2 separate regions of the Homo sapiens genome follow, and region 1 is linked to region 2. Evidence: chromatin loops called from intact Hi-C (ENCODE). Cell type or tissue: endothelial cell of umbilical vein. All regions are shown on one strand.

What was found. Peaks named below come from ENCODE experiments on the same cell type or tissue, not always from the same donor. Only the 100,000 strongest peaks of a DNase experiment are listed, where the experiment ranks them.
Region 1: a loop joins it to region 2, with 5 times the contacts of the local background. A loop is called at or near these places in 1 of 110 quality-filtered maps.

The regions. Positions count from the first base shown.
Region 1 is chr6:15,996,081-16,000,080 of GRCh38, reverse strand. It overlaps LINC02543 (long intergenic non-protein coding RNA 2543), which reads right to left. Exons shown (of 2, transcript NR_183311.1): 2 at 1-920. Among named protein-coding and RNA genes, the nearest start is that of LINC02543, 3.1 kb to the right of the region's middle. In endothelial cell of umbilical vein, no CTCF peak of the experiment used is centred here; DNase peaks (open chromatin) are centred at 1,950 and 3,870.
Region 2 is chr6:15,920,283-15,924,282 of GRCh38, reverse strand. No RefSeq gene overlaps it. Among named protein-coding and RNA genes, the nearest start is that of LINC02543, 73 kb to the left of the region's middle. In endothelial cell of umbilical vein, no CTCF peak of the experiment used is centred here; a DNase peak (open chromatin) is centred at 1,662; H3K27ac peaks cover 1,914 bases.

The DNA.
Region 1 (4,000 bases), 76 kb before region 2:
CAGAGATTCTGTTTTAATTGGCCCGAGGTAAGTTTTAAAAGCTGCCCAGGTGATTCTAATGTGCAGCCAGGGTGGTGTGTCCTTACCACAGACAACGCTGCAGAAGCGAGGCTGCCTCAGAAGTTCAGACCCCCTCCCACTCCTCTTTCAGCACAATGATCGTCCTTGCAGATTTCCTCTAAGTGAGAGAAGCTGGGCTCATGTCCTTGCCCCACCACTGTGTAACCCTGGGTCGGGGCCTTTATCCTTCTGAGTCTCAGTTTCTTCATCAATAAGAGTAACAAACTCAACCGTGATGAGGCTGCAAGGTGGGCCCACCCACGATGCTGCGGGTTAGAATTCCTGGTCAGCAGTGCATAGGGTCAGGGTGAGCTCAGGAGAAATGGAAGAAAACTGAACCAATTAATGGTGCCTGTAGCCATGCAGAGACCCTGTTTCTATCACCAATATGCCCCTGATGTTGGCACTGAAGAGAAGATACCTTTTAGGACCCCAGACTGACTCTTTCCAGCTTCCAGCTCTCAGAGCCTCTGTGGGCACCAGGTAAGTGTTCAGAAAGCCTTCCTTGACCACCAACATATACATCAGCAAAGCTTTCAACTCCGTCACACAGAGCTTGAGGTGGTCCAGCTGAATTCTTTCCTCTGCTGGTCATGATGTGCACCACAGAATTGGAGGGAAACCAGCATGTGCCAGGGAAGCCAGCTAGGGAGGGGACAGAGGCTCCCCTTCCTTCGCTGCTTAGGGGCCTTCAAGTCAGCGCCCTTCTGCCATGAAGCAGAGGGTCTATGAACATGGACAAGGCACTAATGCAGATTTCCTATAAAGACCTTCATTGGAGAAAATAGAGCCAGATCTTCTAACCAGACCCCAGCGATGTCTCCCCTTGCAGTAAGATGATGCCTTGCTTTACACAGATCCTTTGCCGAGAAGCAGATGTGTTTAATATAAAAGAAAGAAGAGGAGAGAGAAGACATTGTCATGCATGAATTTACCATTCCGTGACACTCAAAATTCAGTGCCTCTCAGGGCATTTGTCCTTGCTTTTCTCCTCCTGGGATATTCATAGTTCATTCCTTCTGTGCTCAAGTATCATCTCCTTACTATCCCCCACCCACCCCCCACCCCCGTCCCTTCTTATCTCCTTCCTCTGCTATTTTTCTCTATCACAATGACCACTACCACTACTTATCATGATATTATTTATTTGTTACTTGCTTACTCGACCCTGAGCTCCATGAGGAATAGATTTTGCTCATCTTGTTTATAGCTCTGCCCCAGTGCCTGGCAAAATAAATATAAGCAAAGAGCATGAATGAATGAATGAGCATGTGCATGAAACCTTGGGAGGCAGAGTGTCTGCTTTCACAGTCCCAGACAACACGGCTTCTGTGCCACTGCCGGTACCCTTGCTCCCCGGCTGAGCTGTATTCTTCTCCATAGGATTTACCACTTTCTGACTGACTTTGTTATTTGTTTACTTCCTATCTTCCCCACTGAAATGTAAACTCCACGAAGGAAGGGACTTTTGTTTTCATCTTTACTAGCCTTTGTTTTATTCCCAAAGTCAGGATGGCACCTGGCAATGTAGTGGGAATTTAATAAATATCTATTGTCAAAGAAATGATTACTTCATTCAGGAGAAGGTGATGCCAATCAATCCCTGGCAAAAGTGGTGTTTTTCAAGTGCCTCCTTTGTCATCAGCCTCTGTTTTTGTTTTGTTTTGTTTTTGTTTGTTTGTTTTTACTGTTTTACTCTTCTTGAGAACACTGCCTCCATCCATAGTTCCCAGTGGCTGTTAGCCCCTCCCTCTCCTCCCAAGTACATGCAGCAGGTCTCCACATCAGTCTTTGACAACACCTCTGCGTTCCCTCTGTACTTTGCTCTCGCTGTTTCATCTTTGAATGCTTTTCTTTCCCCATCCACTAAAAGCCTCCTTATCCCTCCGAGCCAGCTCTTTCCTGGAGCCTTTTCCTGACCCACAGCCAGAAGTGCACTTTTCCTCCTCTGAATCTCTACAGGACTTGGTACCTCTCAAGTGGTTCTTAGGACACATTAGAAGACATGATCAGATCTTTGGAGATTATGTCAGTGACACCGTAACCCAAGACTGTAACCCTAAGACAAGAAGGAGCAGGCTCAGTGGCAGGGAATTAGCTGCCAGCTTACTCTCATGCTCACACAAGAACCTTCAGGCATCACCAACATATTTCTGCCTACATAGCTGAGGCCACTTCAGACTCTGGGCCGCACTGTCTCATCTATCCTGAAGCTTTGGAAAATCCCAATGGCTTGCTGTGTGCAGGGATAGAAGCAGAAGATCCCAGAACTTCCCCAAACTGCAGCTCTCACTTCTCCCTCCAGCCCCTAACCTCTACCCCAGCCTCTCAATCCCTGGCGGAAGGTCTCAGGACCAGAGGACTTTGTTTTTCTCTTTCAGACTGCTCCAATCTTCTCTCCCTCCTCCAGAAGCCCAAATTCTGGCACTCTCTCACAACCTGCAGACAACTCTATGAGCAAACATCCTCCCTCCTCTACTCATCAAATTAGTATTTCATCCCTTCATTTCCTGGTAGCCAACAGCTTACATTGTGAGCTGCAGATTTCTACAGATTCAAAAGCCTAAGGCTTCTGAAGACAGAGTTGCCCACTTAAAACTGACTGTGGAATTAGGGGTCACTAATATGAGTTATTTCAACACTTCCCTGATGCTTTTTCTCCCGTCTCTCCACCCGCAATGTTTGCAGGAAGCGTGATGCAGTCAAGAATGTGGGTGCACATTTCTATCTTCTCAAGAAAAGTGTTATTGGGAGTGGGAACTAGTGACACGTGACAGGATTTTGATAGATGAAGTGTTTTCAGACTTAAAGATTATTCAAGGCAAGCAGATTTCCTTTATGCTTCTTCAGAGGCAAATTTCATGTCTGTATATTGTTATTTCTACTTTTGATGCCCTAGCCCTTTTTAACCCTTTTATGTAGTCTCTTGCCCATTCACAAGTTGCATTCTCAGGGGGCATATTTTTCAGAGAAACAACAGTAATAAGGTTTGTGTGCTGTCCTGTAATATCCCATTTTGCTAATATAGCTAAATTCATATTATTCATTTATTCATGAATTCACTTCTCATTCATTCATTCACTTAATAAATATGCATTGAGCCAGTGCAATGGCTCATGTCTATAATCCCAGTACTTTGGGAGGCTGAGTTGGGAGGATCCCTTGAGGCCTGGAGTTCAAGACTAGCCTGGGCATCACAGCGAGACCCTGTCTCTACAAATAAATAATAATAATAATTATAATAAGCCAGGTGTGGCAGTGCACATCTGTAGTCTCAGCTATTCAGGAGGCTGAGGCAAGAGGATTTGTCGAGCCCAGGAGGTCAAGGCTGCAGTGAGCTATGATCATGCCACTTCACTCCAGCCAGGGCAGCAGAGTGAGACGCTGTCTCTAAATATATATATATATATATATATGTATATATAAAATATAATATGTATGTATATGTGTGTGTGTATATATACACACACACACACATACATACACACACACGTGCATTGAGCAACAACTATATGTCAAGTGGACCCCACTGGTGAACAAGAGGGACACAGGGCCTGCTGTCATGGATCTTACATGGAGGTGAAGGGAGCCAGATAATAATGACCTGCAATAACATACAATTGTAGACTAGAATAGACGCCCTAACTTGAGAAAGTCTACTTTAGATAAGACAGTCAGGGGAAAAAAAATCTTGATTTTTGAGCTAAGAAAAAAAAAGAGCAGAGTTCAAGGAGCCTTCCAGGCAGAATGTACATAGATACAAAGGCCCCAATGCAAAAGATGAGTCATGTGTTGGACGAACAGAAAGAGGCCAGTGTGACAGAAGCTTGGTGAGCTGGCTGCCCTGGGAAGAGGAAGGGGTCTGCAATTGCCTTCTGGTCTCCAGGCCCATGAGAAGCCTTCCCATTTGCAACACAACTCCCTGACTTGCTTGAATGGG
Region 2 (4,000 bases):
AATCGCTTGAACCTGGGAGGCGGAGGCTGGAATGAGCTGAGATGGCACCACTGTGCTCCAGCTTGGGTGACAGAGCAAGACTCCGTCTCAAAAAAAAAAAAAAAAAAAAAAAAAAAAAGAAAGATATGTCTTGAACAAGGTCATCCAGCTGTCGGAAGAGGAAGGCTTTGAACACAGATAAATATGATTTCAAAGCCAGCAGACATTCCCTCATCTCTGCTGAGCAAGCCAACTTTCTGAGCCTCAGTTTCCTTGTATGACAGGAGAAGGTTGTATCAGAGGTTCTCAAAGCTTTAACATTCTATTGCTCCAGTTTTCACCTAGCAGGCACAAAGACCTTTAAAGGCCTTTAGGTTGATGGAAAAATGAAAGTCATTGCCATTTCCTAACAGGGAAGACAGGCATGACAATAAGTAATTGGTTTAGTCTAATTGTGATGTATACACTGATGAAAGCCTGTATAAAACACAAAAGGATGGAGTGATTCGTACTCTCTTGGTGGGCAACACAAACCCTGCCAGACCTTTCAGTTCACAGAACAAGTGAAGTCACACAAACAGAGAGCCCAGCTGCCATCTTTGTTCAATTGCCAAGCCAGTGGCAACCATTCCCATCCTGCCTGTTATGGTGCCTCCTCCTTTCTCCCAGCTGCCAAGGAGCAGATGTCTACAGAAATGGGTCATGGGATTGGGACATTTGGAAGGTGAGAAGAAGGAGGAATAAGAACATATTATAAAGTACCATTAATGATGCTCAAGTGCAGTGAACTTCAGGCAGGTTGCTAGTGAAGGGAAGATGGCCAGGGCAGGACCCAGGGGTACAGAAAGCATATTGGCAAGAGAGCACTAATGGGCAACTGTACACACTTCCATGCAAGCCTTGAGATGGTTGGGTGTCAGAGTCAGGGAGCTTGGTGAAGCGAAGAAGGGGAGATGGGAAAATTAACAAAGCAAAATAAGATAGCAACCACGATGCTAAACTTGTAGCAAAACATGCCTTTATGAAGATCCTAGTGGACTGTGCTAAGTCGAGGTGATGTCTAAAAGAATCAATGCTGAGCGTCTGTGGGACTATGGGCCTCTTTTACAACTGGGGATGAAAATGTTGGCAAACACACCCTTTTCTCATACCCTTTGGAATGCTTACAGAATAGTGGTGCCAACAGTTGGGTCTGTGTTGGAAGTTCAGTCGACATTTGTACAGTGGAAGAATGACAATGAAGCATCAGTTCCACAGGCTTATCTATCCAGAGGGCCATTTGTGTTCTTATCTTGGAATAGACAGCGGTGTTTGGAATTCTGTTGGTTTCCAGGACATTGCCCAGTGAGGCGTAAAGAAAGGGAAGAATTTTATTCCTGAAAGGTGTGTCCCTGGTACATGTTTTCAGAGAAGGACCCTCTGAGTCTCTCCTTCCCATGGTATGGGCAGAAAGCTGGTGTGAGGAACACATGCATACAGCGGATAGAGACAAAAATCTGTTCAATTTTAAAAAAAGATTTGATTGTGTGACTCACATTTAAGTTCACTCCACCACATTCCGGGCAACTTCTGTGTATCTTGGTATCAGCAGGAAGCAGAAACACTTAAATGATGCAAAAAATACCTTAAGGATTAAAGAAGAAAGCCTGAGCCAGCAGGGCAGAGGAACTGATGGAAGCCAGATGACCAGAACACACAAGGAAGGGGCCCCCGCTGGCCTGCAGCCCTGCATTCTCCCAGGGAGACCTGGTACAGCTTTATATCTGTGGCTGGCAGGCCCTTCCAAGTGGTCTGGCCTCTGAGCTTGAGTTCAAGAATGAAACCTTTCTTCTCAAGAAGGCCCAAATGGCATCTCCTTTAAAGCTGGAACAACCCAGGAATATGTCAACAACTCTTTTTCAATCTACAACCCCAGGTCACAAATGCCCAACCTTCCATCTTGGTGATACTGACATGTACCCATTGAGAAAGTCAAGATTCATCATTAGTCTACCTTGGGTCAGCCCATTTCATAACAGAACTATATGTGTTTGCTAGGGCTTCCATAGCCACGTATCGCATACTGAGTGGCTTAAATCAGAAATTTATTCTCTCACAGTTCTGGAGGCTGGAAGTCTGAGCTCTAGGTGTCGTCAGGACTTTGTCCCCTCTGAAGGTGCCAGAACAGGACTGAGTTTGTTCTAGACCTCTCCCAGCTTTGAGCATTTCCTCTGCGTGTGTCAGCATTACTCCAATCTTCACGTGGTGCTCCCATTTCTATGTGTTTGTGTTCAAATTTCCCTTTTCTATTTAGGGCCCACCCTACTCCTCCAGTAGGACCTCATCTTAACTTAACCAATTACATCTGCAACAACCCTTTTTCCAAATAAGATCACAGTCTGCAGTATTGGGGGTTAGTCAGCTTTGGTTGAAAATCCAATATACGAGTTTGATGTGGGGTGGGGTGGATAAATTTAACTCATAACAAAAACATTGAATTTATTTCCTGGTTTGAGAAATTATTTAAAATTCATAAGATAAACCCACCATAACAAAAAAATTGGGGTTCTGTTTAAAAAGAGAATAAATGTGGCACAAGGTCTTAGTAATAAGAAAGATACAGGGAAAGTCACAGACCCTAGGGTATCAGTAAAAGAACAACTCAGTCCCTCCTCCTTCCACCCCTGGGTAAAGGTAACAAACATCATCAGTGTCTTTAACAGAAAGGGAGGGTTAAACTTCACATTTTGAAATACGGGCTAAGTGTAAGAGTCAGCAAACTGTGGCCTGTGGGTCAAATCTAGCCCTCCATCTGTTTTTGTAAATAAAGTTTTATTGAAACACTGCCTCACCCATTTGTTTACATATTGTCTGTGGCTGCTTTTGCATAATAGCAGCAGAGCTGAGTTGTTGCAATAGAGACCATGTGACCCACAAAGCCTAAAACATTTACTATCCAGTCCTTTACAGAAAAACTTCACCAACATCTGGACTAGTACAAGGCAATGCTTAGAAAAACAACAGTCCTAGAGAAAAGGGAAATTCTAAGGCGGTAACACAGCATGGCTATTAGGGAGCATCTGAGGCCTGGGGACTGGCAGGAAAGGTTGGATAGAGCTCATGAGGATTGTACTGCCTTCCTCAAACAGGCAGAGGAGCAAGCTCTTCAAAGGCTAATTCTTGGGGAACAAATATTCCAGGTCAGCAGACACTGGGTTCCTCTCTTTCCAGTCATGGAAGGTGTAGCAATAGTCTATTTTCCCCAAGGCAAGGCAATTCTCTGCTAGTTACAAAATCCTTTTGCTTGGGGGATCTAATGTCTAATAAAACAACTTCACCTAATCAGGATTTGGAAAGAGGAGTCTGGCCCTTTTGGCCCTGTGTCTTCCTGAAAGTTCTGAGTCCCACCACGCACTTCAGGGCAATGGTTCTGAGCCCACTGCAGTGGTTCATGGGGGCTGCTCTCAGAGGCGCTTTCCCCAGTCCTTTGGGAGACAAGAAAATAAAGTGGGGCTTTCATCACATTATTTTATTCCATTCACAACGCTATCCTTTATTCTGAACCATGCCCTCCACCTTCGGAGTTCGAGCATGGCACATCTCCTGTGAAATGGTGGTGAAAGTAGTTGATCACCGATTATTTATTTTCTCTTATCCTCATTGGATGAAATTAAAAAGTGGCCAGCCCAACTTACTTTTTGTTTTTCCTTCTGAAAATGTATAAGCCCTAAATATTCAAACATCTGGGAAGCATGACTCTGGGCAGGGCCTATGGGCCCAGCTTTCCCTGTGTGGGGCACCAGCCTGTGGAGAATGGATGCCTCAGGTGACTTTTCTCCAGCAAATACGCTGCTCCAGAATGGCTGGAAATTCCCTTTCCCTTCTGTGTGGTCTCCCCCTTTGCCTGTAAGTCACAGACACCCAACTGGAGTTAGCTGACACAAAAAAAGGAAAATGGCTCACATAATCAAACTGCTGAAGAGACAGGGGCAGAGTGGGCTCCGGGCCCCCATGAACCCGGCTCTCCAGGCCCCCAGGACCT